2 separate regions of the Homo sapiens genome follow, and region 1 is linked to region 2. A link is a loop called in an ENCODE intact Hi-C map of the cell type or tissue named here. Cell type or tissue: left ventricle myocardium inferior. All regions are shown on one strand. Each heading gives the region's core, and the rest is flanking DNA. Links, peaks and the distances in the headings are about the cores only.

Region 1 (11,451 bases), core at 1,442-9,441, 49 kb after region 2:
TTGAACTTTCCAGCATCCAGAACTGTTAGCCAATACATTTCTGTTTATTATATATTACCCAGTCTGCCATATTTTGTTATAGCAACACAAAATGAACCAAGACAGCAAGATAGATCATATACTGGGCCATAAAATAAATCTTAACAAATACAATAGAACTGAAATAATACAGACTGTCTTCTCTGACCACAATGGAATCAAACTAGAAATAAATGACAGAAAAAATAACAGACATACCTTCAAGCACTTAGAGACTAAATAACACATTTCTAAATAATCTATGGGTTAAAGAGGAAGTATCAAGGAAAAAAATTCAAATAATATGTTGAGCTGAAAGAAAATGAAAATACAACATAAGAAAATTTGTGGGACACAGCTGGAGCAATGCTGAGGAGGAAATTTATGGCACTAAATGTTTATGTTAGAAGAGAACAATTCACCGGTAGTTCTGGGAAAATCTTCAAAAACTGAGAACTAGTTACTATTTCAAGCTCGTGCATTTCTAATTCTTTCAAGTTCCACACGTTCAAGAAATATTATTATATCAAATGAACCTGCTCAAACATTTCTTTGCTTGAATTTAGAAAAATTTTTTCTCTTTGTTTTTATCAAAGCTTAACAAGCGGTAGGTTGGTTTTACCAGAATGTTTTGGATCCTAAGCAAACAAAGATGGAAAGAATGACTATGATTTGATGTTCATTTGGGGGTTTGTTTGGACATTTAATGAGTTATCAGCTCAGAGTATCATATCCACAGCTGAACCTTGCCATTGATAAGAATCTGAAAGTGATCAATTCAAGAACTCACCACAGTAACAGAATGAGCATGAATCAAGAGCAAGACATCTTTATTGTAACACCTCTATCCTGTCTGAGGGATGACAGTTTCAAGGATATTCCCAACCTCATAGACCAGAGATTCTCAGTATGGTTGGATATTTTTTTTTCACTTCCCATCTAAACTTGGAAAAAAAGAATGAGAAATCTCAATCAAGATGCTGGTCATAACAAAGTATTAGTCCAGCTAACAGGGCAATAAAGAATATCTGACTTTTGGCCAGGTGCAGTGGCTCACGCCTGTAATCCCAGCACTTTGGGAGGGTGAGGCAGGCGGATCACCTGGTCAGGAGATTGAGACCATCCTGGCTAACAAGGTGAAAGCCCATCTCTACTAAAAATACAAAAATTAGTTGGGCGTGGTGGTGGGCACCTGCAGTCCCAGCTACTCGGGAGGCTGAGGCAGGAGAATGGAATGAACCCTGGAGGCGGAGCTTGCAGTGAGCGGCGATTGAACCACTGCACTGCAGCCTGGGCGACAGAGCGAAACTCCTTCTCAAAAAAAAAAAAAAAAAAAAAAAAATCTGACTTTTGGGTATATTTTGCAGTTGGTTTAGAAATTAGTGTTTATCCACAGCCTCTTATTTTTCAGGAATGCTGTCTAAAATATAGCAGTCTTTCAGTAAATGGATGTGTCATTACTGCTGTGGTTAGTGTTATTATTAAAGATGACTGGCATGTGGAATTAAAACCCCTGGCCATAGAGCGAGGCCAACTGGATGAGGAAAGAGAGGCGGGGAAGGGGAAACTTGCCCAGGATCACACATGAGTTAGGTTCTCAGGATAATGACAAAAATGGGACTAGAATGGTCGCTTCGAGGATGAAATGAAAACAAGCTCAGGAAGACACCTTTCAAGAACTTTAACTTCATACAAATGTAATAAATAAAAGTAAGAAGTTGTTTCAAATAAAAGCCTGATAAATGAAAAACAGATATACAATTGCAGAAATAAGTACAAATATATCCAGTAGTCAAATTAACTATAAAATAATTTAGCTCACGTTAAAAAAAATAGAGGTTAAATTTTAAAATTCAGCTATGTGCTGATTATATGAATGAAAATAAATCAATTTTGAAAATATAATATTGAGTTTTAAGAAATGAAGTGGTTTTTCCTGGATGACACTATTTTTATATAATCTAAAAACACAGAGAGTGGTCCTACGTATAGTTTATGGATACATAACATACAACGTAAAAAAATTAACTAGAAGGACACTCACCAAATTCATGACACTGGTTCTGTAAGGAGGTGAGCAAGTTTGCACTTGGGTGTCAAAGATGGATGCAGCTTTGTCTTCTACATATTCCATTTTAATAAAACTCAGAACAAAAAAATGACTACATGTTAACTTTTTCTGTATTTTATTGTATCTGGGTGTTTGCATATGCTTTTGCTTTAAAAAATCAAATAAAGGAGAAAGATCTTTGGAATGAAAGCAGACAGCACCGATGCATTCACTGCCAGGGGAAAGCAGGTGCAAGGCTCCATGGGAACGATGACCTTAGTAGATTCTCATCTGAAAATGGGCATAACTTTGCACTTTTATTGCTCTGGACATTAATAAAACAGTGTACATGTACAAAAGTGTACTGTGCTTGAATGGGAATTAAACGTATGCAAGAAAAATGCAGGGACAGTGTTCCTGTCTGGCTTAAACTTTGGTACTATGTGTAACACACACTACAATAGGGGTGGTGTGTTTCCTACAACAGGAACTAGTGGCTACTATGGAATTCTGAGAAACTCAGCAAGATTGTATTGGCATCTGAAAAAAGAGCATTATCAATAGTTTTGGGGTTACATGAGGATGGAGTGACATGTTTTCAGTCTGCATTCTATAAGTAACACATGTTTAGGTTACGATATTGACTATGATTGCTAAGCTTTAAGGAATACACTACGATGGCCCAGTCCTGTCCCTGATTTCATTGATTTCCTTTTCTTCTGATAACTTGAGGTTATGGCCTTGAAGAAATTTATAAGGCACAGGAAGAGTGGTATTTGTTTGCCTGGTACAGAGTACCTAACATTAACAAGGGGAAAAAGTTTTTCATTCAATTGTTTAAATTAAATGATTGGGCAAGCCGCTGGATTTCCGTGTTCCTAAGAAAATGCAGTTGGAAAGTCATATGTAAATGAGAACTCACTGAAAACTGCTTCTTGCATCTAAGCCAACATTTCCTGGTTGAATGGCTCTTAAGAATCACATTAAAGCCTATTCATTATTTTAATATTGAAGGCCAACTTCTCACAAACTCATCCACCCAGGGAGTCCTCACCATCAGCTGTGAAAGGCACAGGACTTGGAGCTCTGAGAATTGCTGAGAATTGATGTAATGATCTCTGGCAAAGCACAAGTGTGGAGCCCATCTGTCTCCTTAGGGCGAGAAAGGGTAATAAAGAATGCTAAGTAAAGGAAAACCCTGGGACAGAGAAGTCACTGAGCAGCAGCTCTCTGCAATGTGGGTCTTGACACGGACACACACACACACACACACACACACCTGTCCACACACATCAGGTTGTTCAAATGTGGGTGGTTGTTCAAATGGTCTTGTGTGTCTCTGCTGGCACATTTCTTCTTATGATTTCTTTTTATAAACTTCAACAATAAAATTGACTTCTATGATCTTAGACCCTTAGTAAATGAAACCTGTTCATTTTCACTAGTAGATTTAAATGTCACAAAGCTGGTATTTTACATGAAAAAGGTCAAGCTTATAAAATACTTCTACATGAAATCCCCTGAAACAGAGACCATAGGATTTTCCCCCCTTTTGTCAGAGGCACAACAGACAAATACGTGGGTTCAAAAATATTAAAGGACTGCCTATCCTCCCCCGCTTCCTGTTCATAGAATGAAATCAGAATACTTTTATCGACTTGGGCTATTCAAGAATCATGTAACATAGAAATATTTTTAAAATTATTTAATTCAAAAGCAAGTTATATGTAGGTTTAAAATACAATCATACCCTGTATAATGATGTTTTTGGTCAATAACTGACCACATATATGACAGTGGTCCCATAAGATTATATTGCCATATTTTTACTGTACCTGTTCTACGTTTAGATACACAAATACTTACCATTGTGTTAGAACTGCTTATAGTATCCAATACAGTCACATGCTGCACAGGTTTGTAGCCTAGGAGCAATAGGCCGTATAATATAGCCTGGGTGTGTCGGCTCTACCATCTAGGTTTATGTAAGTACATGCTGTGATGTTTGCACAATGACAAAAATCACCTAATAATGCATTTCTCAAAACGTATCCCCATGGTTACGTGAGGCATGACTGTCTATTAAGAGACACCCATTTCTTTTCTTGGTGACATGCTGTAAATATCTATGAAAATAGGAAATATTGATGAATTTTGGACCTTACTACCTCAAGGAAGAATGACCAGGAAATGAAAATCTTGAGATTTGAAAACCCGTCATTTTTCTAGGCTTCAGTTTGCCTAATTTCTCTCTCATTTTCTCTTCTTTCCTTTTTCTACTAATCTTGTGAATCCATTTTGGGAAGAAGTGGGCCCTAGAGTCACCCTCTCTGCCCTCTAACAGGACCCGGCTTGGGGATGACGGCAGATCCTATCTCCCTTCTCTCCAGTCTCAATTCTAGCAAGCAGCATCTTTCAGCTTATGTTGGGGAGTGAAGCAGGATCTGTGACCTAGGACCGAAGCTGGCGCCTGGCGGGACGACTCAGACACCAGACTTTGGACCACAATACCATCAACTATTAGTGTCTGTCTCTCCAGGATCCCTAGCAACTAATGTTATTTTTAGTGACTGACTCTTTAATATGTACTGCTTGTGAATATGAATTTAAATGTTATGTCCAGGGCACACAGCAGTGCACACAGCACTAGCAGTTGGGGCAATTGAGGTATTAATTTTCTACTCGGTAACTCGCATCGTCATCCACAACCTGCAGAGCAAAGCCCAAACTCTGTACCGCAGCACTCAAGACCCTCTATTAGCTGACTCCATCCTAACTGCCTAGTGCCATGTTCCAGTCACAGGACCTGGGGTCCTGTCATACAGACATGTTCCATTTCCAAATAAGCCATGCAGAGCTCTGCATCTGTGCTGAGCTGCTCCTTCGGCCGAGAAGGTCGTTTCTGTCTTCTGTGGCTGAAACTCATGCTCCCTCAGGGTCCACAGCTGTGTACTAAGTGCTGGTGCTGGCACAGTGATGCACGTCCTTCTCACATCAAACTCGGACAGGGCTAGGGTGTGGCCTCAGAACAGCCCACTTCTCCTTAGCAGCACATTATCTGTCATCTACTTATGAGTTCAAAAGTGGAGATGACAGAAACAAGGAAATAAAAGTGCATCTTCAACATAAGAGGAAGTGCACAGTCTCACTCATAATAAGAAAAATGCTAAGTAAAAATTCCAGCAAGATACAGTTTCTAATCCAGCAGTTTGGCGGAAAGAAGAGAAGTTGGATGAAACAACTATGGTCAGGCTGTCAGAAAAAGGGCATTTTCGTGTAGAATTGGAAGGTTTGTAAATGTGTAAAACCACTGAGGATGACTATCTCGAAATACCTAGTAAATTATAAATACACCCTATCCTTTGACCCAGAAATTCCACTTCTAAGAATATATCCTACATATAGCAGTACACATGGGAAATAATATATGTTCAAAATGATCTAATGAGACCTCATTGTAACTGCAAAAGAATGTAAACGACCCATATCCATTTGTAGGGATTGATTGAATATATCATAGTGCAGTCACACAATGCAACTACAAAAAGAACAAGGCTTCCGTATGGACCGATGAGGAAATCTCTAAGATTTATTGTGATGCTAGCTATGGACAGTGCAGGCAATATTCAAGTGGGGGAAATAGATATCTGTATTTGCTTTTACAAGCACAAAGAAAATCTCTGAGAGGATATACAAGAAACCAATAATTATGGTGACTTGTTAATTGTGTTCTAATTTGGAGATGAAGGAATCTGAGTAGATGGAGAATGTGGTAGGAGGAAGATCTTGATCATAATTTTTTACATTTTCTGATTTGTAACCTTGTTAATGTGTTACCTGGTCAAAATGTTTAGACTATTAAAGTGGACTTGTCATTTCCTGGGCTAACTCCAAGCATTGGGACTAGCTGCTTAAGTTGCTGCGCTGAGAATTCTGAGCCTTCCCCTGGCTCATTGGGAAGTTGTCATGATTAATTATCTGCACGGGGGTGCGGGGGGTGAGTCAGAGGAGAGGAGCGGGGAGGAGAAAGGGGAAGGGGAGGGGAAGGAAGGAGACCTCAGCTTTGCCTTTGTGGTACCGGCTTCTTCTAGGCTGAAACAGCTCTTGGAATAAGTAAGATAAGTTTATTACCATCTGTTTTTCCTTTTATTTTGACAAAAATGACTTATTTCTTGGGACACAATGATATTACTTAATGGTAGTGTTCTGTGATTTGAGAAACAAGTACACCTCAATCCATTCCATTCAAAACGTAATGAAAAGACCCACAGAACTGAAGGAGGAAGGTTGGAATAATTCTGCCACCACTGTGGGGAGCTTCTGTCATGTTGGAAGTCACTGAAACCATTTTTATATCCTTTTATGAAAAATGGAGTCAGCTGTATCTATCTTGCTCTTTCCCCCAGGATGCCGTCAGATTCAATGAAGACAATACACGGGCTTTGTTCCTGTAGAAAAGGACATGACAGTCAGCTGGAATAATGCCGCTGTCCCTGCTGTTCCCTACCAGGCAGCAGCAGCCTAGGTGCTCTCTGCGGTCCCGCAAAATGTGGCAGTCAGAGCCATGTGGGGTGCCAGAGGCAGGCACTGTTCAAATGGAGGGTGGTAGTCCTATCTTTGTGCTCTTCCTGGTAATGGTCAGCTTTCAGTGGGTCCTCCAGATGACAGCAGAAGCATAGGCTGATGACTTGAGTGCACAAATTATATAATAGTTCCTGGGGTTGTTCTTGCAGTGAAACTAGGGCAGGGGGGCTCAGAGCCCACCCATGGTTTTATAAGAAGAATCTCTTCCCCCAAGGATGTTACAGTAGAGTTTGCACACAAAGACTCATCTGCCATGTTGCTCTGGGTCCTCCGTGGTGGCCCTTAGATCACAGCCTTGGTCTTTTTGGCAGACACCTATTCTTTTACTTTTCTTTTAAGTTCAGAGGTACATGTGCAGGTTTGTTATATAGGTAAACTTGTGTTTTTAAATTTTTATTATCTTTTTTTTAGCAAACATTTATTCTTAAGGCAGGCAGCAGACACTTTACATCCTGTAAAAATAAACTTAACGCACATGATCAAGCCCACAAGTGTGTTTCTGCTTTGTTGGTGCTAGTTCTCCAACCCCAGGGAGATGGCCTCGGAGACTTCTAGGTTAGCAAAGCACATTTAGCAAAGCACGTAGAGGGGGCATCCTCGTGTCCTGCTCACTAAAGGACATACGCATTAAAGCAAATGTGTCTCCAAATAAGTTCAAGACTTTCTGAATGTCTCTGTTGTGCAAGTACCATTGGTAAGATTTAACGCCACCCTGACATAGGAAACTGCACTCTTGCCCATACAAAGGAACCTAGGGACAGCTGGCTGCTAGCCAAAAAAGTAGTTAGCAAGAATGGACACTTGGTGTTAGAATACGTCTGAGAAACACTATAATTTATTATTATTGTTTCTACTTGTACTTTGATACGTTGGCTTCCTCAGAGTACAATCCCCTTGAGTTGAAAGAAACAAAACTGGCCAGAAGTGAACTGGTGGGAAAAATTAATCCCTGTCACCGTCTTCAAAGGGACCAGTGTTCCTGGAGAGAAGGACTCTCTGGCCCCACCTGGAGCCCTCTGCAGGGCATCCTTCCTGCCTCCAAGCCCAGTTCAACCCTCTGTCACCTCTGCACCATGGGCCTGAGGCACCACTGAGGGCAGCCCTCACCATTCCTTGGTGGATCCCGAGGGAAGGTTATTCTGTAGCATAGATTGTGAAAAGGCCTGGCTGAAGCTTTACAGTGATATTTGCATCTTGAGAAAGTTTTGCCATCATGAGAGTAGAAAAAAAATTCCTTCACTCTGGCATTCTGTCTCCCTCTGAGGTGGGGTCACTAGATGCACAATTTTGATTTTCAGATTAAAAGGCCCTGATGCTTTTGTGGCTGGCTGGGTAATCCTCGGCCACACAGATCCATTGTCCCTCTTGAACTCACTATAAATGGGGAATAAGCTCCTTCCATGAGCTCCTTAATTTCCTCAGAGGCTGAAACAACTCCCTGGCAACAGTGGTCCAGCTTTGCATCCATGCAGGGGGATTTGCAAGGCTGGTCCCCACCCCCACCCCAGGCACACAAAAAGGCTTCTATTTTTTTCAGAGATTACATGGTGGGCAGAGAAAGAGCAGCTGAAACACGTGACACGTGACAGGGTGTGAATAGCTGCGCCGCGCCGGCACTGAGTCTGTGGCTGATTTACTGAGGGGGTTTCCTTCGCTGACGGTCTGAAGGCGGGAGCTGCTGTCCACCATGATAATAAGCCTGCATGTCCTGGAAATGCTCCGAATGCCTGCCTTTTGAAAACTGGAGGGACTCAAGAGCCTTTGGCTTATCAGAAGTAAAGTAAATAAAAGGAATACGCAGAGAGATCCTTATTGCCTAAAACCCACTGACTCCCATGAAAGTTTCTGATAAGGCTTTTAAGAATATCGTCTTATTCTAACGTTCAAAGCAGCTTTGATGGTAAGGCTCTGAACTCGCCAGCCCTAGGCCCAGCCTGGCACATGGGCCACAGGGGCGGGGCATGTGTCCCTGCAGGGACAGGGAGGGCCCAGCCTACAGCTCTCTCCCACCAGCTTGGTGCCTGCAAGCCCACCATTCTCTCTCCATGCCATTGTGCTGAGCACAGAAGTCCTGAGCGGATCACAAGCCCAGTCTGCTCTTCCTGCCAAATGGTTCAATCGGAGCCAATTCCTTCCTCTATTCTCAGAGATTCAGGGCAACCCGAGAGAATAGGACCCTAAGAGGATTAAACACCCAGGGCGGAGAGATGGTGATGCCGAAAACAAGCAGAGGAGAGGAAAATTGTACTGGGGATTCACCTATTGTGAAGGCTGCAGGCTTTTGTTACTTTGTCTCATCGCCAACTCTAGTGGCAAACTAGGAAAATTGAAGGTGCCGAGTTTTAACTCTAGTTGTTAAATTGTACAGGGTTCCCGGAATCTCCTAACTTCTCCTGTTGCTCACAAATGTGGTAACTAGAAAAAACAGTTTAAAAACTTGGCATCCTTCAAAAGTATCTTAAAATAGATTTATATTTGTAGGTACGATCAATTTTCAAATGGCCCTTTTTAAGCCTGGAAACAAAGTTAAACTCCACAATATTGCAAAATTAGAATCTGCAATTGAACTAAAACTTTATACATGGGATTTGCGGTCTTTCTACATCTCTGGTTCAGAAATGAATTTGGAATTCAAGACAATTTATCATCTCTTAAGGAAAAATGAACTGGGAAACAAAAGCGGACTGAATTTGTATTGATATTAACCCAGTCTTGCGGGTGTTGTTGCTGTGTTATTTCACCCCAGTCTTCACATCTGCAAGCACTCACTCTCATCTGTCAATTACGCAACTGCAATTTTGATCAAAATGAAACACTCCGCACTGAGATAAAAACAGGGCGTGGTATTCTTTTTTGGACTAGGAGATTTGGATAAAACGTGATAACACTGTGGTTGAACTCTGCAAACACTCCCGATCATTCACACAATTTCGGCTTCACTCTGTGGTTTGGATGCAGATTGTGGAAATCACAGCCTGGACCCGGAGAACTTGTCGCAGCAGCAGCAGGGTTTCCGGACCCAGTATCTCCCTTCCCTTTGCTCTCCTGACAGCTGCCTGCATCTGGAAAACATTAAATAACCTCATCCTTTATGTGGATTCATTATGCTCTTCAAATTCATTATCAATTATCAACTGACTGTGAAGAATGTTTGAAATCAAAATGAAGAGGAAGTAATTAATGATGAAGAGTAGGATCTAGAAGGAAAGGTGAGCCCTCCTGGGGTTAGGACACGGAGCTGAATGCTGCAGCCACTGCGTGTTTCCTTAAATTCAATGGCATTTGCAATACTTTTTAAATAAGTGGAAGATAAGAAATTTGGCTCCATTGTATGTAAGAAGTAAAGCCAAGTCTCAGTGGTATATCTTCAATGGCACTGGAAGGTTTACATGGAAAAGCCAGACTTTTGGAGTATTGCTATCTGTAAAGGGAAAATATAAACAACCAGAACAACCTATCTGAGAATGGAACTCCCAAAGCAGTATGACTTAGATCAAATGATTTTTAAGGGGTTTCAGCCCTTAAATCAAATGATTTATACAAGGGAGGGGGTTCCATCATCCAGGGGACTCCCTCCTGCCTTATAAATCATGTGATCTAAGGGCTGAGACCCCATTGTGAACAGAGAAGGCCTGCCTTCGAATCTGCCACCAACTGGGGATGGGAAGCAACCTTTGACAAGATAGTTATTCTCTTTGTGAATCCAAAGCTGGTTTTTGGAAACCTGAGCCTCAGAAATTGGCGCTTAGAATGTGTAGTCCTACATTGGGCAACGAGACTATTTCTGTGCTGGGAGTATAGCCCCCTCTTCCCATATCACCCATTTACCTGCCTCTCATCCCATCAGCTGGGCGGGAGGGCAAGGCCAAAGGGCTTCCATCCTTCACTGTGAGGAATGCAAGTTCCCTACACGAGAGGGAGAGAGAGCTCATTATCAAGAGGTCTTTCCTCCCCAGGCAGCTTCAGAGAACCATCTGTTGATGTGGCCAGGAAATGCTGGCTGAGATCCCAACAAAGGAGCCGAGAAGTCCTGGCCAATGTCTGGCACCTGTGTAAATGTCTGTCACAGCAAGAGTGACCCCCATAATTACCTCGACCTTATTCAAGCGAGAAGTGCCCGTCAGCCTGAGCCCGGTTTGAGAGGCACGCCTGCTGCTCCGTCCCTCCCCCGTGAGCGCGCCAGCTGAATCTCCAGCTCAGCAGCAGCCCCAAAGCCCCCATCATCAGAATTTCACCTCCTCCAGCAGCAGGAGACCTCCTCCAAGTTGGGGGAGGCGCCCCACACAGTCCTGACATCAAGGGCTTTCCTCAGAAACACCCCAGCTGGGGGCTTTCTTTTGACTCACAGCACTTTCAGCCAGGATGTTCATGAGCCTGGGGTCCATTGTTTGTGAAGTCAACTGGATTCCAAGTTTAAACATGCAGAGGAAAGGAGGAGTTCCTCAAGCACCTCTGAACTCCAGCAGCTCTGGAATATTCCCATTTCAACATTCCCACCTGCGCTCCGTCCTCCCTCCTGCCTCTTCCATCATAGGGGATGAGATGTGTCCTTTTCAAAGGGTGTGAGGAACAACTGTTATGCACAGAACTAAGGTTAGAAAACACCTTGTAAGTCAACTGATTAACAAGCACATGGTAAGTGCTCACAAAATACAAATAATACCAATATTACCTCTCATATTTCAGCTTTCTTGTAGCCTAAAGTCCAAAACTCTGTTTTGTGGAACAGGATAGCATGGCCTATTTAAAGATAAAGTGCATTGTGCCCTTCAGATTGATATGGATATTTAAAACTCCAT
Region 2 (11,451 bases), core at 1,842-9,841:
CCTGCAGATTTCTTTCTCTTGATAAAGAAACAATGCATTTTTTTTCTTCGTGTACAAACCTAAAAGCACGGTGGTAATTACAAAATTATCAATCCCAGTTCAAGATATTTTTCTTGTTAACCATAATATGACAAGGACGCTTACATGGAAATAGAAATAGATTTTTAAGGAAAGCCTTGCTTGCATTTTTTGCTTTGGCAAACGACTTGTGTTTACTTGTTTTCTGCATTCATGCCTGAGAATGAAACGTTTCTCTCAAAGGCCAAGCCAGAAACAATCTCAGCCCTTGATGCTGTGCCCCTGGTGAGACCTCGGCCATGTGCAGAAAGGCCCACAACTGACCGCTGGGAGGCCCAGGCTGTGGCAGGGGAAGGCCATCCTGGAGGAGTCAACCCCGGTGAGAGGGCAAGCCTCCACGTGGCCGTGCCTAGGAATAATGCCATGAAGCAGGCATGCAGCCCTGTGGCGGAGCCACTAGTTTTTCACCCACCAACACTGATTATCCATGTTGCTGATGAAATCCATCCCTAGGCCCGAAGAAATCCTTGGGAGTTTGGGGTGGTGTGGGTGGGGTGGGGAGGAGGGCAGGATTCGGGTGTGGGGTTCGGGCTGAGGGACAAGGTGAGCCTTCTGGACGCTCATGATTGTCGGACACAGTCACCTGGTCCACTTACGCATCCCCAGGCAGGAGGGGCCCACGAGGACTGTGGGCCGGAGCCTGTATCTGCCTTTATCCTTGGGTTCCTGAACTTCCCTGAACTCTGGAAGCACCTGGGGTGTAAATAGAAAATCCTGGACAATGCCTCCAGAGCTTTTGATTCAGCAAGTCTCACATTTTTAATAAACACAGTACATGATACATGATTCTGGTATAGTTGGTCTGGTTTTCAAATTTGAGCTATTTCCTTACCTAGAAGGAATTCCTCAAGGAAACAAGAAAAGAAAGTAGGTAGAATACAAATTGTTCAACTTTTTTCCTTGTTACAAATCTGAAAAGGCAAGTGATATATTTAGCTCTAGGTTGGTTTTAATTCCTGATGATTTTCCTCTCCCATTCATCTCTGGCTAATGCGTCTGTACTAAATTGATCAATATCATCCTTTATTTGCCTTTGTGTTTATATTGAGCCTCATTCCAGAAAGAATTTAAAAGCCTTTTACAAACCATATTGTATATGAGCTGAAATAAAGTTTACAAAAGGGATTGGGAAAATATGTACTCTAAGGTAAAGCTGCTCAGCTTCAGTAAAGCTGTCCATCATAAAGTAGAAACATTTGTCACATAACTCTAATACTTCACTACTTCATAAAATGGGGACCCTAAGTATCCTTTGTAATCATTTCACAGCATCAATGTTACCGAAATGTTCTAAAAACTTTCAAAATTCAAAAAATAACTTTTGATAGAGAACTAATATTATCAGTGCAAAAGGCTGGAAAAAATAAAGAGAAGTATAAATGATTGAAGACATGAACTGTAATATTTATGTGTGCTTCCTTCAATATAGATATACATAGTCATCCCTTCGTATCCGTGGGTGATTGGTTGCTGGAGCCACCTTGGGTACCAAAATCTGTGGATGTTCAAATCCCTAATATAAAATGTATTTGCATATAACCTACAAACCTTCTCCCATATACTTTAAATCATCTCTAGATTACTTATAATATCTAATACAATGCCCACACATCGCTTGACTCTCATGGATTTAACATGGTACTCGGCACGTGGTAAGTTGAAGTTTTGCTTTTTGGAACTTTGAGGAATATTTTTCTTCTAAAAACTTTTGATTCATGTTTGGTTGAATCCATAAATGTGGAGCTCATGAATGCAGAGGGCCAACTGAACATGGATATGCATATCTGTATCCATAAAGACTGGATGGATGGACCACAGTGGGAATTATGTTAAAATAAGGTCCTTTGTTTTCAGTTCTGCTTTATATGCAGTGTCCAGAATAGGCAAATTTGCAGAGAAAGTAGATTAATGTTTGCCTGGGAGTGAGGAGTGGGAAGGGGAGGGGAGAGGGGTTGAGGAGTGACTGCCAAGGGGCAAAAGTTTCCTTTTAGGAAAATGTTTAGGATAAATTGTTCTAAAACTAGATTATTGGGATGATTGAGCAACTCTGTGAATTTACTAAAAACCATTAAATTACACACTTTAAATGGGTGAACTATATAGTGTGAATTACATATCAATTCTGCTAAAGCTGTTAAACATATTTTAGCCAGCGACATACCAAGATGTCATAAAATAAATTCCATATTTTCTTAGCAATTTTCTTCCATTACTTTGAAACATAAAATAAAAATCAGTTTATGTTCGTTCATTATATAAATTGTGAATGTGTAAGGGTGATCACTTTGCTCCACCTGGAAACCTTACAAAGTATTTTAACACAATGATGTACGTCCTTGGGGGCTGGGGGGAGACTTTTCCTGGATTTTAACACACGTAGCAACAACAGATATGGACAGGTTCATTCATTCATTCATTCATTCATTCAGGATTGAGTGCCTTCCGTTTGCCAAGCCCTGTCTAGATGCTGATGGAAGTGCTGCCTTCACTGAGATTATGGGGGTCACAGTCACAGCCCTGGTGGGACACAAGCATGTCTCTTCAGCTTTTCTTCTTCTACTTACCAATAAAATAATTTGTTAAATAAAATATGAAAGGCCTGTTTGAAAGAAAATAAATTAGGCAGGCATAGATTCCTAGAATTTCACACTTTTTAAGGTCTATAGCAGTTTTTAAAAACTCAACCATTTTACAAACAAAGGAATTAAACCATGGGAGTTCAGTGATTTGACCAAGGAAATGAGCCTGTAGCAAAATGAAAACTTCTAAAAGCCACAAACTTATGTATACAACAAGGCAAAAAAAATCATTTTTGTCTCTCGAGGCATATTTATAAGGCAGACCTTCTGGGAGGGTCCCAATTATACGCACTTTCATTCTTTTCCAAAAGGCCATTTAAAACATATAAGTATATAGATCTATTTTTATTCCTTTGTTCAGGGTTAGAAAACATAAATTCCTAAGTCCAAAGTGATGGGTGTTTTAAAGCATGCTTTTGATTCCTTTGTCAGGCTGTATTGTGGGTTTATGAAATACTGTCACCAAAGCCACATTCTTTTAAAAAAGAGTAGGTGGTTGTGTCTTTGGAGCCCCTGTCCCTTGCCCCTGCCAATGTCATTAACGGACTAAGCCCGAACCTCTGCTTTACTCAAAAACTTTAATCACTCCCTGTGTTTCTCAGCCCCTTCATTATTACCAGCAATTAAACTTCAGAAGTAACGTCATCTTTTTGACATCTGGAAGATATTACTACAAGTCTCCTTTCTCTCCCACCAAACCCCACTCAGAGCCTGAGCGGAGACCCTAAGGTTGGGGTCTGTGAGGGGAGACTGGGGTCAGCACAGGGGGCTGCCTCAGCTGAGTCCCAGGTCACTCCATGCGTGACTCAAGATGAGGCATCCAGCCCCTAGGGTCTCAGGGCCCCACCTGTAAGCTCTCGCCTGTGAAGGGACAGATTCTGCTCTCTGTGTTTCTCAATCTGACACTTTTAAACTCGGGGGTATATGAAGGCGCAAAGGAATTCAGAGAACATCAGATATCCTTCCTGCAAAGTCATTATTTGATAGAAATGTAAAACGTAGTCTAAGTGTCTTACATGTGAAAGTTTCGGGTTCAGCCCAGAGCCTCCTGGGGCGCCCTGCCCTGTGGCCACCCCGGGCACCTTAGTGGATTGCTTTGGGAGCGCTGCAATGGTGCCAGGCCTCCTCAGCAATAAAGTTTGAAGACGCTATGAAGAAAGGATAAAACTTTTACAGAGGCCTTAAAGAAGGTCTTCATTTCATAAATGAACAATTGCCCAGAGAAACTTACAGGCAAGAGTAGCCCTTTTATCTAAACTGAGATCTGGATTTCAATCCAAGGGATATTTAGTGTGAATGACAAAGGAGCCTCTGCCGCCTTTTCCAGGCTGTGTCTTCTCAGCAGTCTGAGGGCAGATTCTCTGCAGCTCCCCTGAGCCGAGCCACCAGGAGTTGACAGTCCCAGAGAGGCCTGGGGGAGGCTTTGTGGGTGTCTGGACATAGGGCTTTTCCAGTGCGGGCTGCATTCCTTCCCATTCCAGGGGTCCCTGGCACCTCAGCTCAAGCTGCGCGGTATGGACAGTCTCCCTGGGTAGCTGACGTGTGGATCTGGTATGTTTTTATCGGAAAGGGGAGCAAATACTGCCAGAACAGCAACCAACCAGTTTTTGAAGCTGGCTACTGTCTTAGGGAGGATGGAGAACGCTGGGGAGAGAGAGGATCCCACAGTAGGAAATGAAGGAGAGGTGAGGCTAGCAGGCCCAGTCCTCCGAACTCAGGACGAGCTCTCCTGGGAAGAGGATGAAGGTGTGTGCCCCCACACCGGGCAGTCCTCGGAGAGGAGGGGTCAGCATGGACTCTGTCTCCGCCACTACCTGCTGCTACAAGTACTGGAAACACCTTGAGGTGGAATTCCATTCTCTTTCTCTTTCATTTGTGCGTTTTCATTCCTTCGTTTTGTACTTCAGTCTACGCATGGTTTCTCTGCCTGTAAACTTTGCTATGACAATAATACATGTCATTGTTCCTCCATTTTTCACAGTGCTTTTCCTATATTGATGGCAAATGCTTTGTGACTATTTTTAGTGACCTCATCCTACTCCATCATATGCCATGGTATTTTACACTCAAAGATGTTCACAACAATTTCTCATTCCTTTGCAATGAGACTTTGGCACTCCTCCCTTCAACAGGGGGTGTCTATTCTCCCACCCTTTGAATCTGGGCTGCCTCGTAACTAGCTCTAAATAACAGAATGTACTGGAAGTGATGCTATGAGATTTCCAGTGCTAGGCCTCAAGAAACCCTGTTGTCGTGCCCTGACAGCCGAGCCTCCTGGAGGATGGGCAACTGCAGGGAGGAGAGCGGAGAGGCAGCACAGCTGTCAGGCATGTGAGAGGGGTCTCCTGGGACCCTCCAGCCCATCTCACCCTCCAGCTGCATGGAGCCCATGAGTGAGCCTGGTGACACAAGGCCGAGAAGTCACCCAGCCAAGTCACAGAACTGTGAGAAACAGTAAACTGCTGTTGTTTGAAGCCAATACGTTTTAGGGGTAGTTTGGTGTGTAGAAAAAGCTAACTGAAACTAATGGAAAAATTGTGAATTCAACAAATTTATAATTCCACCCTACCTAACCCTAGGGAGTATTTATCCCTAGTAGCCGGCTGAATTTAGGAATTTATCTGATAGTGACAAAATGGGTGGAGAGACTTAAAGAAGAGAAGATTGTAAGACACAAGCTCTCGAGGTGGCTGCTCACCGAATTCTTGAAAAGTGCAAGCTCACACATGGTAACAAGCTAGGTGGTGTTCAAGGGCGTCAGTGTTGGCACCAGCCAGACATGAGTTTCACTCCTATCTCTGCCACTTATTTAGTTAGCTGCATGACCTCTAAATCTCTCAACTTGGTGATCTTTAAAATAGAAATAATAATATCAAACTAGGGTGCTGTTGTGAGGATTAAATGGGAGTATATAGGAAATACTCAGCCTGGTTTCTGGCACACAGCACTCCCTGTCACCAGGCACCTCGCCCAGGGTCCTATGGGCAGTGGGTGAGGGCTGTTGTTGTCCCTGTCCCTGTCTGACTTCGAATTGTATGCTCTTTCAGCTGCACTTTGTCCTTAACCCCTGAGGCTCAGCCTGGAAAGCAATGAGATATACTTATTCCATGTGTATGCTCATAATTATTGATTCAGTGAATTTTAACTGAATGCCTGCTGAGTGCCAGGGATCAAGCTCTGCTCCAGGATGATGTAGCCAGGCAACATGCTATGGTGTTCTGTCGGGGGAGACAGATGATAGGAGATAAATCTCATTATACTCCACAATTAGTGCTGGCAGGAACAGGACCAGGCCCTCGGGAGGTGAGGAGGAGGAGGCCCGACCTTGACCAGGTGCAGGGACAATTGAAGGAAGCTTCCTGGGGAGGTAACACTTGAACCAGGTAAATAGGAGTTAACTAGGTAAAAAGATGTGTGTGCATGGCAGGGGTTGGGGGGAATCATGGACTATTCTGGGCATAAGGACAACAAGGTTGAAGGTCCTAAAGCCAGGAAGAATACAGGCCTGCCTTCTGTGGAGGCCCCAGTAGAGAATGCAGCTGGAAGATGAAGCAAGGATGAGGCTGGCCTCCAGGGAGACAGCAGAGGGAGCAGGGCCAGAGCATCCAGGCTTCAGGGCCCCACTCAGTACTCAAGTCTTTATCTTAAGTAGGAGGGCAGCCATTGAGGGATTCTAAGTAGGCGAGTACCATAAACAAAAGGAGAGTGTCTTGGGATGGCTGCCCTCCATCCTTCAAGAAACGTCTACTAGAGATGTTGGCCATGGTCTTGGGAGATGGGAAGTATTCCGACTCACGCCAAGGCCGTCATGCTACTCTTGCACTTAGTAGGCACAGAATAAGAATTTGTTGAACAAAAGAATGGATAAATAAACGACTCTTCAGTGGTAAGCTTTTAAACACCTTGGTGGGCTATGATGGAAAGAATCCGGAGGGACTCTAAGTATGCCTTCTCAAATTATACCAAGAAGGGGCAATTTAGGCAGCCTTTGATCAGAGAAGGACCTGGGGTGCCAGAGGCAGTAAGAGAAAGGGACTATCTTAAGGCCAGAGCCCCCAAACTCTACCAAAAAGCATGTAAGCTTTTCTTTTCATTATTTTCCGCTTTTCTCTAGTTTCTCTATTTTGCAAATTATCGGTTAAGTCTCCTTTCAACATCTGTTTATAAGGTGCTTAGAAATTCTGAAATGAAAGTCATTGTGAAAATGCTGGAAGCTGTTGTCTTCTCCTCTTTGTTTAATGTCTTCTGATTCTTTATCCAACCCTGACCCAATCTTCTCTAATGTGGATCACTGTCATTTAAAAGAACCATCTATTGCTTAAAAATAGAAAGAGGTAAACTATGCTGTTTTGGTGCCAATTCTCCTAAACACAAGTCACTGCTGAGCAATAAAGGAAAGGAGCTTTTCCGAACATCTTTTGTATGTCTCCCTTAGAGAAACCCCACTTTTCCTTGCTTCCCTATGAGATCAAATGTACAGACAGAGAAATATGCAGATAGACATTGCGGGGAGAAAATCAGGAGAAGAAACCCACTAAAAATAAACACAGCTCTTTCTACCATATATTTTTAAAGATTCATCCATGTAATTCAAGCTCAGTCATTTAGAAGCAGCCCTGCTTGATACCACATGGCATTAAAATCCAGCTGCTATGAAATGAGTCACCCTGTAAGAGCAGGTTGGACTGCAGGCTATGTCAGAAGACACTTACATTCCTCTCTGAAATCTACTCTTTTGATAATGAAAGGGGTGAAGAGTTTAGAGTCACCATTTATGATGTCCTGGAATGTTCTCTTAAAGGAAGAGAAAAGATCCTTCAAAAATGCACTTGAGGATTCAAAGACAAGGACACGGGGACAGGGAGACTATAAAATTGCCTCTTCTGGGATAACAAGGGGCTGAGTAGCCTTCTCCTTTACTTGGTGACTTAACGTTGAAAAGAAAAAGAAAAAGAAAGCTTTATTTCAGCATTAGGCACATGGTTGGCATTCACCATGTGTTTATTAATAATAATGACTTATCTGTGCCAAAATCCCTTTAGAGCAAATTGTCTCACATCCAAATCCCAGAGTGAGCCAAAGGATTTCAATGCCCTAGCAGGAAGCTGGAAGGCTCTGGAACAATTCACTCATAGCAAACTCCAGCCCACACCATAGAGCATTTTCTCTCAGACACTCAGCCCCACCTCCACCCATACCCCACAGCTAGTGGGGCGACCCCTGTATTTCTTTAGTTTGTAAAGGGAAGTCACTTTTTCTCACCTATACCAGGCTTTCTGCATTTCCTTCACAAGACAAACAAGGTTCTCCCTTTGTTCTTCCTTCTGAGAGTATGAACAAAGATAGCCTTCATAAAAGAGGAAATTGTAGCAGTGTCCCCATGACCCAATGGTGATGAGAATGCTGGGTGACTTCCCTGTGCCTGTTCTTCTGTGAGAGTGCTCAGTACCCCCCTACAGGGCCATTTCCAATCCCTCTTCCCTGGAGTAAGCAGGACATTCACTTACTTCCAGCCATGACTATTTTAGTGAGTGCCCATGACTTTGGAATAATGTAGTCACCCAACACATTTTTCAAAGTTTGCAGATGAGCAAATCTAGGCCACAAATTTCTCTACTTTTTTTTGTCTCTCAAAGATAAATACAAGATGATAGGTGCTGGGCTTGGTGAGGATGAGTGCTATTCATCATGGATAAGATTTGGACTCAACTTGTGGAACTTGGCTCAAACTGCTCCCTGCTCCTTCCTTGAGTAGCAAACCCAACTTCTTATCCAAAAGGAGCAGATTCTTATTGTCACTCGGATTGCCAGACCATAATGGATTTTTCCAACTTCAATGCATTTTCTACCCCAAACACATTTGCTCTCATGAACACATACAGCTGTCCACAGCACCCTAACTCTAAGCAGTTTCAATTGCCAACATTTGTCAAAATGGGAGAGGCTGTGTCTGTTTTCTTCATAGGTACAATAGAGAAAAAGTTTGCTTTGTTTTTGTAATTGTCATTTAAATATATTTTCAATGATGGCAATTTTACTGAGCTTTGTTGTGTATTACACACTTAGGATAAATGTGTCAGTAACAGCCAAGGAGAAAGGAATTGCATTTTTTTACAGATGGCGTTCAATTTATTTCCAGTAAGAGCATGGCTCCATCTCCCTAATACCATCAAAAAATTTATTCAACAAATTAGGCCCTCAATATGGGCCAGACACTATGCTATAACCCTTGAGACACAAAAGTGAGCAACCAATATGCAGTTCCTGCCCTCAGAAAGCTTACAGTCAGCCTCATAGCAAAGATAGCCCAGGAAAGTAGGAATAAAATGCAATTTCAGTGTTCCGATTCTAAATCTGGATGTTGGCTACACAAGTGTGTTCTATTTGGGAAAATTAAAAACCCGTACACTTACTTAAATATACTTGTCTCTATGTGAGTGAAGATTATATATAATCTTATCTAAAAAGGTAAAGATACTTCTTAAATCTAGTGTATACAATAGAAGCGGCCATTTTTCCAGTCTCAAAAATTCATTCCCCTAAAAAACCCACCATCCAGGGTAGGGGATGATAAACACACAGAAAGGAAAATATGAATAAGATAAAGAGATTTATGTGCAGCTAAAATTACCATTCATAATAGGCATGAACGTAAAAAAATACATAAAGGTGAGAATTTCCTAGATGAAATTATAAGGTGCTTAAGAGATTGTAGTCAATTGAACCGTTTTAAGAGGAGTGCATCTGAAAGTAAGGCATTCTAGGGCTGCAGGAATACACAACAGGGAGTGAGTGTCTGGTGCTGGGCAGATTTCTGCTCTTCAAGAGAAGCGACTGGACAGCAATGTATCTGGTGCTGAGGCCAGCCTGGCCAGAATAACCAGGTGAGTCCAAGCAAAGCATCTGGGATCCTGCCATGGTTTAGGAAAGTATTAGAACCTCAAAATTGAGGCCAAAGGCCATGGAGAGGTAAGAAGTACCCAGGTGGCTGAACAGGTGCTGAAGTGTTTGTGGGAGGTCTTTCTGTTTATGATGAGGTCCCAGCCGGAGACTGCAACGAAAAAAGGAGTAGTGGCTGCATAGGACCAGTTAAAAAAAAGAGCAAAAGGGTTACGAAAAGGCTAAGTAAAGAGGAAACTAAATGGGAGAGGACCAAGGAAGTAAAGCCCAGGTAGATTACAGAAAAACAATTAAGCTGAAACTCACTCTGGGACGTCAAGGCATCCCATTGATAGAGGGGCCCAGATAGAGGGGCAGGGCTTGAATTTATGCTCCCACCTAAAACAATCAAAATACTGAGAAAAGCATTTGAAACAACAGTTTTCAGGCATTGCACAAGAGGCAGGAAAGGGTAATCCCTGAGATATGAGAAATGGCATATACAAACCGACTATGGCCAGACTGCATGGAAACATAGAACTCTGACACACAACTGGCAAAGCCAGCCCAGGAATTCAGACTACCACCTGCAGTGAGGAGCCCAGGAAGCCAACCCACTGTCTATAGTAACCAATGCAGAAAGCCACCCACTGTTTACAGTAACCAGTTCAGGAAGCCAGTCCACCCGCTGCAGTAACCAATGCAAAAAGCCAACCCACTGTCTACAGTAACCAGTTTAGGAAGCCAACTCACAATCTGCAATAACCAATGAAGAAAGCCACCCAGTGTCTAAAGTAACCAGTTCAGGAAGCCAATCCACCCTCTGCAGCAACCAATGCAGAAAGCCACCTACTGTCAACAGTAACCAGCCCAGGAAGTCACACTACCATCTACAGTAACCAGTGCAGGAAGCCAACCCACCATCTACAGTAACCAGCCCAGGAAGTCACACTACCATCTACAGTAACCAGTGCAGGAAGCCAACCCACCATCTACAGTAACCAGCCCAGGAAATCACACTACCATCTACAGTAACCAGTTCAGGAAGCCAAACTATGATCTACAGTAACTGGCCCAGGAAGCCAACCCACCATCTATAGCAACAAGCCCAGGAAGCCAGGCTATGATCCCTAGCCACCATTCCAGGAAGCCAGCCAATAACCTTGGTGTGGTTTGGACCTGCTTCCCCACCCAAATCTCATGTCAAATTGTAATCCCCAGTGTTGGAGGTGGGGCCTGGTGGGAGGTGATTGAATTAGGAGGGTGGATTTTCCCCTTGGTACTATGTCACAGTAGTGAGTGAGTTCTCACAAGATCTGGTTGGTTAAAAGTGTGTGGCACTCCACCACCTCTCTTGCTCCTGCTCTGGTCATGTAAGACGTGCCTGCTTCCTTCCCCTTCACCATCTGCCATGATTAGAAGCTTCCTGAGGCCTCCCCAGTATCAGAATCGGTATGCTTCCTGTACAGCCTGCAACCATGAGCCAATTAAACCCCTTTTCTTTATAAATTATCCAGTCTTAGGTATTTCTTTATAGCAATGTGAAAGCAGACTACAAACCTCTACAACAATTTGTGCAAAATGGCCATGACTTTATTAACTGAAAACTTACCTAATTTTTGCCCCTACCCTCAACTTAGGACCAACCAGAGAAATCCAAGTATTCACCTCTAACAAATCATCCAGGCTATCCCACTTCTGTAGCCTGCCCACAGCTTTCCCAAGCCAACAGCCTCCAACTGGGGCATTTGCCTATTCTCCTCTGGGTTGCTTGCATTTATTTCCACCTAGGGGAACAATGAGGTGAGCCCCATGAATACCCCAGTCCATTGCCTGCAAGGAGTTTCCATGCCACAACACAGGGAGGGTGCTAAAGTGAAGCCCGCCAGTCTCCCAAAGTGGAACAGACAGAGCT

Evidence for each region. Hi-C counts contacts between places; a loop is a spot of excess contacts. Peaks named below come from ENCODE experiments on the same cell type or tissue, not always from the same donor. Only the 100,000 strongest peaks of a DNase experiment are listed, where the experiment ranks them.
Region 1: a loop joins it to region 2, with 1.9 times the contacts of the local background. A loop is called at or near these places in 4 of 110 quality-filtered maps.

Annotation. Positions count from the first base shown.
Region 1 is chr18:10,395,658-10,407,108 of GRCh38, forward strand. It overlaps LOC105371989 (a long non-coding RNA gene), which reads left to right. Exons shown (of 3, transcript XR_001753348.1): 3 at 4,413-5,488. LINC01254 (long intergenic non-protein coding RNA 1254) reads right to left here. Exons shown (of 3, transcript NR_110775.1): 2 at 10,481-10,558; 3 at 9,476-9,714. It overlaps LOC105371988 (a long non-coding RNA gene), which reads left to right and starts at 10,551. Exons shown (of 3, transcript XR_935142.4): 1 at 10,551-11,287. RefSeq lists enhancers at 8,499-9,152, 9,934-10,720, 10,721-11,451. In left ventricle myocardium inferior, for the core only: no CTCF peak of the experiment used is centred there; DNase peaks (open chromatin) are centred at 5,037, 8,288 and 8,662; H3K27ac peaks cover 1,614 bases; H3K27me3 peaks cover 710 bases.
Region 2 is chr18:10,346,634-10,358,084 of GRCh38, forward strand. All of the region lies in intron 2 of LOC105371986 (a long non-coding RNA gene), which reads right to left. Among named protein-coding and RNA genes, the nearest start is that of LINC01254, 62 kb to the right of the region's middle. In left ventricle myocardium inferior, for the core only: no CTCF peak of the experiment used is centred there; a DNase peak (open chromatin) is centred at 5,429; H3K27ac peaks cover 4,625 bases.